Linked DNA regions of Homo sapiens: all the other regions are linked to region 3. The links are chromatin contacts, found by Hi-C or POLR2A ChIA-PET in ENCODE. All regions are on one chromosome and are shown on one strand. The core of a region is the stretch at or near the end of the contact, and the rest is flanking DNA. Distances in the headings are between cores, read along the strand shown.

Region 1 (2,833 bases), core at 107-2,606, 460 kb after region 3:
GTGTGTGTGTGTGTGTGTGTGTGTGTGTGTTCAACTATTGAACTGTGGCCTTTAAGGCACAGAAACAAGCTGACTGTGGGGGTTTCCACTGAGTTCATGGGAGGTGAGCAGGAGGGGAGAGATAGCATCAGTAAATTTTCATATTTAGGATCCTGCTCTCTCCTGTGAAACTTGGGCTCTACCTCTGAGGAAGCAAAAGCTTTTCCACAGCAATGCTGCACAGTTAATGCTGATTAATTACAGCAGAATATTTTAGAAATATTAGTTGCTATGTATTATATTTATTAAAAAAACACATTCATACTAACAAGCAAGTCGCTGCTAAATGTGTAAGTTCACTTTTCTCCACCACAGGCCTTTAATTTGTTCTGAACACAAAGAGAGCAATGTCTTGGCAGATTTAGGAATTGAGAGTCCACTTTTCTTGCTGGTTGTTGGAATTAACTTGAGCAAGACCTTTCCCATCTAGAGAATTCAGGGAGTTAGAACCATAAGATATGCAGCCTTTTCTACTTCTCGATTTGTGAGAGTCTAGAACACCCAGGTCCCTGCTGTGTTTCTGCTCTTAGACCTTGAAGCCTTCCAGAGTAAAATTCCTAAATTGGCACAGACGAACCTTTTTGGCATCAAATGGCTCTTATGAAACAGCACACTGATGAATTAAATGAAATGATTCAGAAAAACACCGATTAAATTTCCCTTTAAATACTCAGGGGTTTAGAAATTAAGCAAAACTGCTTGGCACTATGCAGTCTGAATTTTAACAAACCCAAAATGTTTGAAAAATTATTCAAGATGTTTTGACAGAGAATGCCACTATGTTCATCTTTTTTTCCCTGACATCTGTTTTCATCCATAAAAGAGAAAACAGAATTGGGGTGACTAGCTGGTATCCCAGAAAGGACTTTCTCCTATCAAATGGAATAATCCACAGATCTCCTTCTAATACTCACTGGCTTTCTTGTTCTGTTGAAAAGTGATAGAGCTGGTTTGCTTGATTTCACAATTGAAGCAAAATAAAACTGAGTAACTATGAATAGCACAAAGTGATGACCCTAAACACTGAGGTCATTATTTTTAAAGGAAAAAAAAATAATTCCAATTACATGAATTGAATGTCTAATGTTGCCTGGCCTGAGCAGTAAATGCAATAAATGTGAAATACTCCCTCCTGCCTTCAGCCTACTGCCCCCAACATCACCACCAGCAGTCTGGGCCCCTGACCCTCACTCTCCTTCCCAAGGAGGGTTGTGCCATTTGGCAGGAAATAGAAAGACTCCTGAGAGAGCATGTGGTTGAGTAAAAAGAGTTCAGAATGAAGACTCAGAGGTCTCTGGGCTTCAGCTCCAAACCACCACTGCCTGGCTGGATTACCAGGAACAAGTCAGGTTTCATCCAGAAGGTGGCTGCCCTCAGTGACCCCTCCTAAAAAGTGCACAGGATTGGCAATCTCCAAGATAAGTCACCTCCAGTTCTGGAGCATTCTAAGATACTGTCAGGTTATGTTAATTGTACTTTCACAGATGGAGAGTATAGTTTTAAAACTTATACTGATAGACAAATGAGTCACTGATTTTCTAGTTTAATATAACTTTCCAAACAAATATTATCCCCTCACCCAAGTGAGAAACATATCCATGAGTGTATACACACATATCTATCATCAATCAATCTATCTATGTCTTTCTTCTCCATGGAACTATTGCTGATATCACTCATCTCATTTATCCAACTATTGAATTTTCTCATCTTACAATTTACAAAGTGTATTAGTTATCTTATCTTCTTCTCACAACTCTTAAATGGATCAATTAACTCTGTCTTCAAATAATGCTCAAGGAAACTGGTACTTCTCAAGGTGAATTCCCTAAGGTGATATAACTGATAAGTGGCAGGGCTGGGGCTGAGCCTAGGTCTCCTGATATTGGTCTTAAAACATTTTCCTTATAACTTGGGCTGGACTCATTCAATCATGGTCACAGTCTCTGAGGCTGCAAAGGGATATAAAAGGCCATATCTTTGGAGCCCTGGAGCCCTGGAGCAGCAGCAAGCCAGTAGGCTCTTTCCTGTGGTTTTTGTGACCCAGAGCCATTTGGATAATTACCAGGCTGAGATCGGTGAGGCGCAGCCATTCTTTGGCAACTCGGTAAAACAATGCAAGAGAAACAGTTTCCATTGTCTACTCCCAATTCCCCAAGCATGTCAGCAATGAAACTGGGCTGGTTCAGGGTTTCTCATGGCAATCACAGTAGATTTCAAGACTTAAAAGCCAAGTTCATGCTAGAGAAATGAGAAGCCACAACTTTTCACCCTTGCCATTTTATATGCTCTGTAAACTCCCTGTAACTGTGAAATCGGGAAGCTGTAAGGCACCCAAGAGACATCACTGAGCTAGCACTGGTGTTTCACAGCACATGGAGACTGATAACAAAGCCATGGAGATGAATATGCTGTAATAATGATTACAAACAGTCACCTTATAGATCAGATATTTATCTATTTATCATCAGTTATAGTCCAGAAAACCCTTGTATATTTGTTATATCACGTGGTCCTTCAAATAATCCTGTGAGGGAGAAAGGATAAGAATTTTCTTCCGACTTTACAGATGAGGAAGATGAGAATTGCAGAGTCTTGGGAAATGGTACCAACCCAGTCGCTTGGACTGGCAAGCATCCTTTCACCTCATCTCCCTCACTTGTCACAGCTGATCCATCACTGACTCCTTGCCCTCCCTCCACCAAAGTATGTATAAAATCCATCCACCTGTCTGTGTATTCCCTGCTACAGAACTAGTCAAAAGCCCATCTGCCCCTCTCTGACCCTATTGCAG
Region 2 (3,212 bases), core at 459-2,958, 310 kb after region 3:
CGAAAGGCCCCCTACACTCATGATTTTTTCTGTGGTGCCCATTGCTTTCCTTCTCTCCAGACAAAACATTTTGTTTGGGGTTTACTATAGTGTTTGTTTTTATTTTAATATCAGTAGAAGGAAACTCTGAACACACAACCTTAATTGGAAAAATCTCTTTCCATAGTAAACTAGATTGTTGCACTGTTTAAACACAGCTAGTGAGGTCAGGTTTCTAAATATAGTGTTTTGGTGGAAGTCAGGGGCTTTCTAAGAGTTGAAGAGTTCTGTGACCTGGCTTATGGTTTTTGGAGTGGATTGTTTAGGTTAGAGGAGAGTCTAAAGCCATTTGAATTAGCAAGGTTTTAGGATTATGGATGGTGAAATTTCCCAAAGCAGTTTCAAGATTGAAGGTGGGGAGCCAGACTTCCTGCCAGGCTACAAAGGGGTGCTAAGCATGAGAAAATGGACTCCATAGAGTCTGGCAGATGATCGACATATGGATGAGGAGAGCTGGCTGGTGTCATGAGCCTCAATGAAGGAGAGTTATGTTCAGGAGGGTGGGAAAGCAAGGGTCTAGAAGCTGTCATGTAGGTGCATAAAATGTTTTTCAGTACCTCCTACAACAACCATGGGGCCGTGGGGGTCACATCAACACAAGCAACACCATCATCACAAGTCTGCAGGGTTCCAGAGACTATAGTGTAGGAGAAAGAACACTTTCTGGAATTTGAAGATATAGGAGAAATACAGTGGAGTGGTCTTTCCTAGGAATCCCATGGGAAGCACTGGGAGCTGGCCCGTGAAGGGAGAGGTGGCAGGATTAGGACGAAGGCCACAGGATGTACTGATAAAAACTCAGGAGACACTGCAATCCTGGGAGGTCTCAGGAAAGACCAGGAATTGAGAAACAGATCCACTTGAGTTTGAAGAGAACAAAGGAGCTAAGAGAAATGTAGTTAAATTTTTTGCAAATTATACTCTTCAGCTGGGCATGGTGGCTCATGCCTGTAATCCTAGCAACTCGGGAGGCTGAGGTGGAAGGATCACTTAAGCCCAGAAATTCGAGACTGCAGTGAGCCATGATCGTACCACTGTACTCCTGGCCTGGGGGACAGAGCAAGACCCTGTCTCAAAAAAATAATAAATTAATAAATAATTAAAAAGTCTTCTTAGTACTTGATGAACCTGAGAAATGGGAACTCCATTTCTGGTTAAGTGGTTGATTTCTAAACGTTCTCATTTAGATAACCTCATTCTTGTGTGAATTGGTCTTGTTTTCTGAACCTGGCTTTCCGATTAAAGCAAAATTGGGGTTCACTCCAGTGACATGAACACAAGACTTATATAATTTAGAGAATGTACACCATTTTGTAACAGCGCTGTCTTCCTTTTCAAGTCACGCTAAGGATGACGGCAAGGATGCTGTAGCACTTGGAAGGCCTCAGAGGAGGGGGAAGGAGCTGACTCTAAGAGTAAAAGGTTGAATGATTGTCAGGCGGGGGGCCAAGGAAAAGGGGAACACATCTGCCAACTCTCCACTCCCAGTCCAAGTGCTCCAACTTCCCATCCACCGCCAAGACACATTTTATTTTTCTGACATGAAATATGTATATAATTCTAGCCTGATTTTTTAAAGCACAAGCGGGTTGATTCTGTTTATGCCTCCCTTTACTCCCACCCAGTGCAAACATTGGCTTCCAGCCTGGGGATGACGTCAGGACCTAGCAAACAGAATCCAAGAGCCAGGAAGTAGATGGCTAAGTAAATATGCCCCCCAGTGCTGACATTTTTAACCAGGTAGGTGTAGAGGTGGAGGATCTGGATGGGAAGGCTCAAGCAAGGAAAACAGGTGGGAAAACAGCAACTAGCACTTAATGACTGATTTTTTGCTTGTAGTCTAAAGCCATTTGTCTGGTTTCCATATCTGAACTTCAAGCAGCATCTTCTGGACTTAGTTCTTGGTGGCTGGAGCAGGGAAAGTGTGGCCTCATTGAAATGGGATCAGGTTTCAGGATGTTTCATGTGTGTACCTGAAACACACAGCTTACCATCTTCATGAGCAAAGAGATTTATGTAAGAAAGGAGAGGTAATGTAAATTAAAGGAATTGAGCAATGGAAAATACGTGAGTCCATGAATTAACAGATGAACATTATTGAGCACTTCTGGTGCGCCAAGGCACATCCATACTGATAAAGGAAGCCACCTTGGCAATGTACCTTGTAGCTGTTATCTCATTTCATTTAATCCTCATGTGGCTGCAGGTCAGCAATGGGAAGAACACTTAAAGATATCACTCCCACTGCAGAAGGCAGGAATCCATGGCTTCAAAGATCTTGTGTCATTACTTGTTAACGTTCCTGAAACAATTATTAAATATTATGCAATGTTTCAATACTTCAGTGAGCAGAGTGGTTCTATTTTCTAAGGTTGTGTTCATTCCCAGCACCTAGATCATAATACATGTATTTTTATTACATGCATTTTTGAATGAAAAAATCGTTGATAATGAATGAAGGATTTATTTTCTCTGTTCTTGATTCTGAGAAACAGAAAAGAAGAATGTATGAATTCAGCTCAATTTATACTACTTAATTTTTGGTCTCAAAGAGCTGTAGGAAGGATGTTTATCCCAAACCAAAGCAAGACCTTCCTTTTTTTTTTTTTTTTTTTGACAGAGTCTCACTCTTTGTCACCCAGGCTGGAGTGCAATGGTGCGATCTCGGCTCACTGCAACCTCTGCCTCCCAGGCTCAAGCGGTTCTCCTACATCAGCCTCCCAAGTAGCTGGGATTACAGGCGCCCCCCACCACACCTGGCTAATTTTTGTATTTTTGGTAGAGATGGGGTTTCATTATCTTGGCCAGGCTGATCTCAAACTCCTGACTTCAGGTAATCTGCCCGCCTCGGCCTCCCAAAGTACTAGGATTACAGGCATGAGCTACCATGCCTGGCTGACCTTCCTTCTTTTAAGTGGCTGCTTTACTTTGTTGCTCCTTTATGTTGAGGTGCCAGAGTGCAAGTGTTGTTGAGTGCAAAGTGTTGTTGCTGTGGTCATTAGCTTCAGCATAGGAAATGGCATGTGCTCTTCCAGTAGCCCATGTTAGACCTCATCTAGAGAGAGATTTGACGTTTATGAAACTGAAAAAAAACAGTTAAATCTGTAAGAGATCCTTCACATGTTTGCTCTGGGTCTCTCTTCCCCTTTCTCCCTCTTTCTCTTTCCCTCTCT
Region 3 (3,034 bases), core at 64-2,563:
CATTACCATCTCCCTAGGTCAGGTATTACAACCTTCTTCACCTCCCAAGAAAATCAGATTAGCTTTGCAAACCAAAGCTGGAGATAGCAGAAGCTCCTCGGGAGAGAAGCAGTACAGTACTTAGGGACCCACGGAATCTAGGATCCAGCTCCAAGAGTCACTCAGCAGCAACTCTGGGGCAAAGGCAGAGAGTGCAGTTGTGTGATCTGGACCCACACAAGTCCCAGGAAACCAGTGACTCCTCCTTGCCAAACCCAAGGCCTGGAAGGGTATTCCAGAAAGGCATTAGGGAGGGATTGGGCTGGGGTCAGCCGGAGGTCAGCTTTCAGAGATGGGTAGTCAAGGGGGTGATGGTACCCTCCATAATGCCTAGGCAATGAAGATAGAATTTTTAATGTCCAGAACTCTGATTCCTTTCCGATTAAAAACTCCACCTGAACCAGCTCCTTGACTCAGAGGCCCTGGAACTGACAACTTTGCAGCTCGTCTAGCTTGCCAGTGCGGCTCTCTAAACTCTGATCCATCCTAAAACAAATATGTAAGTAGAGAGTGCCACTGTGCATTGGGGTGAAATCTCAGAGAGTTCTGGGCCCCAGGAAAATAACTTTCCTGACCTCCTTTCCCTACTCTTTGTTCTTTCTACTGGACTCCAGAACTTAGGGTCTGGGGTCAACCATAAGCACTCAGATGTTACAGCTCGCTTGCTTCGGTGACCCTGGCCCTCCCGCACCAGGAATTAACCAGCGCTGCCTGGGTTAACACCCTGGCCCCGAGCACGCTTGGATAGCCAGGAGCTGCTCCACACTCGGGGTCTGCCGCCTCTGGAAAGAGATTCTGGGAGGAGATGCGACTCTGTCAGGCGCCAAAGTGCGTTGAAACCCAAGCCGCGGTGTGGGGATCCCGGTGCACAGAGCTACTGCCCCTCCCTCCCTCCTCCCAAAGAGCACGGGCTGTGTCCTAGGAGCCCAAGTATAGGACCTCGAAACGTGCGGTGCCAGCCCGCTCTCATCTGCTAGGGACCGTTTCCTCCAGTGCGCCAGGCGTGCCGCTCTGGACCTAAAAAGGCAGCAGGGGTCGCGCGGGACTGAAGAGGAGGGGACGCAGGTTGGGAGAGGCCGGGTCCAAGCGAGAGCAGCTGCCAAAGTCTGCTGCCCGGGTCAGCAAAAACTTTGTCTTTCATTGCGCAGGCGCAGGGCAGGGTTGGGGGGCAGGGGAGGGAGGGGAGGAATCCTGAGGCAAGGGGCGGGGGTGGGGGTGGTGGAGGAGGGAGGGTGGTGGATTAAAATAAGTAGGCGGCTCGGTGCTAAGGGATGAGTGAGTCGGAGCTCGGCCTCTCCCCGGCACGTTCTCAGCTGCTCCTGGTTCAGACCCAGCGAGGGAGCCGCGAGCGAGGCTCACCGTCCCCGGCGTGCAGGATCCGGGGCTGCTGAGCGCTCGCTCCCGCGTGTCCGGCGCTTGGAGTCCCCGCGGCAGGAGAGGAGTCGGGACACTAGAGCTCCAGGGGCGCCTGTGGGCTCCAGGGCCTCCGGCTTCCCCAGTCCCCTTCAGCTAAAGCCCCAGAGACGTGCTCAGCCCCAGGACCTCTGCGGAACAAGGTAATTGCAGTCCTGGGCGCCTGGGCTCAGCAAAGCGAATGCGGGCAGGACTCCCAGGTTCCTTGTCACTGCTCGGCGGGTGCCTCCTCTCTCTCAATGCCCCTGAAGGAAGCTCTTGCCAAACGAATGCTGTAGGACTTTTGTGAAAGTGAGAGCAGGGTGGTTGGGGGTGCTGCCTCAGGACTTCCTGCGCGGGGTCCTCGGCCTCTGACCGCTGGGGATTAAGGGGGGCGGGCCTCCGCTACTGCGGCCAGCCCGCCCGGCTCTGCGGAATCACGGGCGAGGTGCCCACGGACTTTGAAAGTCAATCTGTGGGCCCCCTTTAAGAAACCAGAGCAACTTCAGCGGGCACAAACTTTCCTGAGACGCGCTCCTAGCTCTGGCTGACGCCCAGGTTGACGAAGAAGGAAGGGAGAGGGAGTGAATGGCCACAGCCGCAGCCGACCGCGCCAGGGACAGGTGCATGCCCCAGCTCGGTAGCGCTTTCGTTCAAGTTTGTCTTTTGAGGAGTTGCGCTCTAGTATGAGGCCGCCTAGACCCGAGAGCGCAGGGCTGCGAGTCTGAACCCCGCCTTGCACTCGCGCTCTAACTTAGGGATATTCTCCATAGGATGATTGCTCTGTGTCGTCAAGGCCTGGAGCGGAACCCTTGATTGTCCTGGTGCAGGGAGGCAATGCAGTGGGCGCAAGCACTGCTTTCCAATTCGAGACCCACACACAGCACTAGTGGAAACTCTGTGGAGCCCTAGGGTCTCCGGGCTGGGGACAGGAAAAGTTCTGTTACTCCCCTGACTGTCCGCTAATCCAGCCGTCAGGAGAGAAAGAAGGGGGAAAGGGGTGAAGGGCTGCCTGCTGAACTAATTTCTCCTCGGAAATGTCTCGGAGAAGAATGAAAAACCACGTTTAGTCCTTTTTCAGCAGCTCAGGCAGTAGCGGGTTGGGTTCTCAATGTGTAAAGTAGCCGCAAGGGTTTCTTTGTTGCCACAATTTGGTAAATTTCACCCAGGCTAAGAGCTGCGCATTGGCTCTGCGGAACAAAACCACGTGCAAGGCTAGGTGTCCCAGGTTCACAACCCCCTAGGGAAGAGAAGCGCTGGAGGGGACTAGCAGCGACCGGCGGCGTGTAGATGTTCCATCCCAGGCTCCTCGAGGTAATTGCTGTTTTATTAAGATTGGGGAATGGATCACCGAGGACGCAGCGGACATTTAAGTGCAGCCGGATGACCGCCTTGCCAATGGGTTCGTTAGATCTCGTTTGTTGGGAGAATGCTATAGAAGTATCCGGTGCCGGTCAGTCCTCTTCACGGGGGTCCGGACGCCTGTCACCACTCGTTGGAGATTCGATGTCAAGGCTGATTTTCTTGGGTTGCTGCTGGGCTCCCCCAGGCGCAAACTCGTGGAGTTCGCTCCCGTTCTCATTAATGCAAGCAGTTAACTTGC

What was found. A loop is a pair of places that touch in the nucleus more often than their neighbours do. ChIA-PET counts read pairs that join two places held with the same protein, here RNA polymerase II (POLR2A). Pooled maps may share reads with other maps.
Region 1: a map of GM23248 shows a loop between it and region 3 (2.6-fold over the local background). The contact joins the enhancer-like site here to the promoter of OSR1 in region 3. A Hi-C loop is called at or near these places in 7 of 168 maps with a recorded cell type or tissue (GM23248, IMR-90, OCI-LY7 and 4 more), 1 of 37 single-sample maps with no recorded cell type and 11 of 50 pooled maps.
Region 2: a map of heart left ventricle shows a loop between it and region 3 (2.5-fold over the local background). The contact joins the enhancer-like site here to the promoter of OSR1 in region 3. A Hi-C loop is called at or near these places in 2 of 168 maps with a recorded cell type or tissue (heart left ventricle and left cardiac atrium) and 5 of 50 pooled maps. POLR2A ChIA-PET finds 5 or more read pairs at or near these places in 1 of 52 experiments (AG04450).

What each region holds. Positions count from the first base shown.
Region 1 is chr2:18,899,223-18,902,055 of GRCh38, reverse strand. The region is part of intron 4 of LOC105373456 (a long non-coding RNA gene); the gene reads right to left. Among named protein-coding and RNA genes, the nearest start is that of LINC01376, 130 kb to the left of the region's middle. Within about 2 kb of position 1,356, at least 5 of the 41 ENCODE cell types and tissues checked have a DNase peak (open chromatin) inside an H3K27ac peak, as active enhancers do; they include ascending aorta, where a contact is called at or near this core.
Region 2 is chr2:19,047,552-19,050,763 of GRCh38, reverse strand. The region is part of intron 5 of LOC105373456 (a long non-coding RNA gene); the gene reads right to left. Among named protein-coding and RNA genes, the nearest start is that of LINC01376, 22 kb to the right of the region's middle. Within about 2 kb of position 1,708, at least 8 of the 41 ENCODE cell types and tissues checked have a DNase peak (open chromatin) inside an H3K27ac peak, as active enhancers do.
Region 3 is chr2:19,356,902-19,359,935 of GRCh38, reverse strand. It overlaps OSR1 (odd-skipped related transcription factor 1), which reads left to right and starts at 1,313. Exons shown (of 3, transcript NM_145260.3): 1 at 1,313-1,595. RefSeq lists enhancers at 1,441-1,969, 2,635-3,034.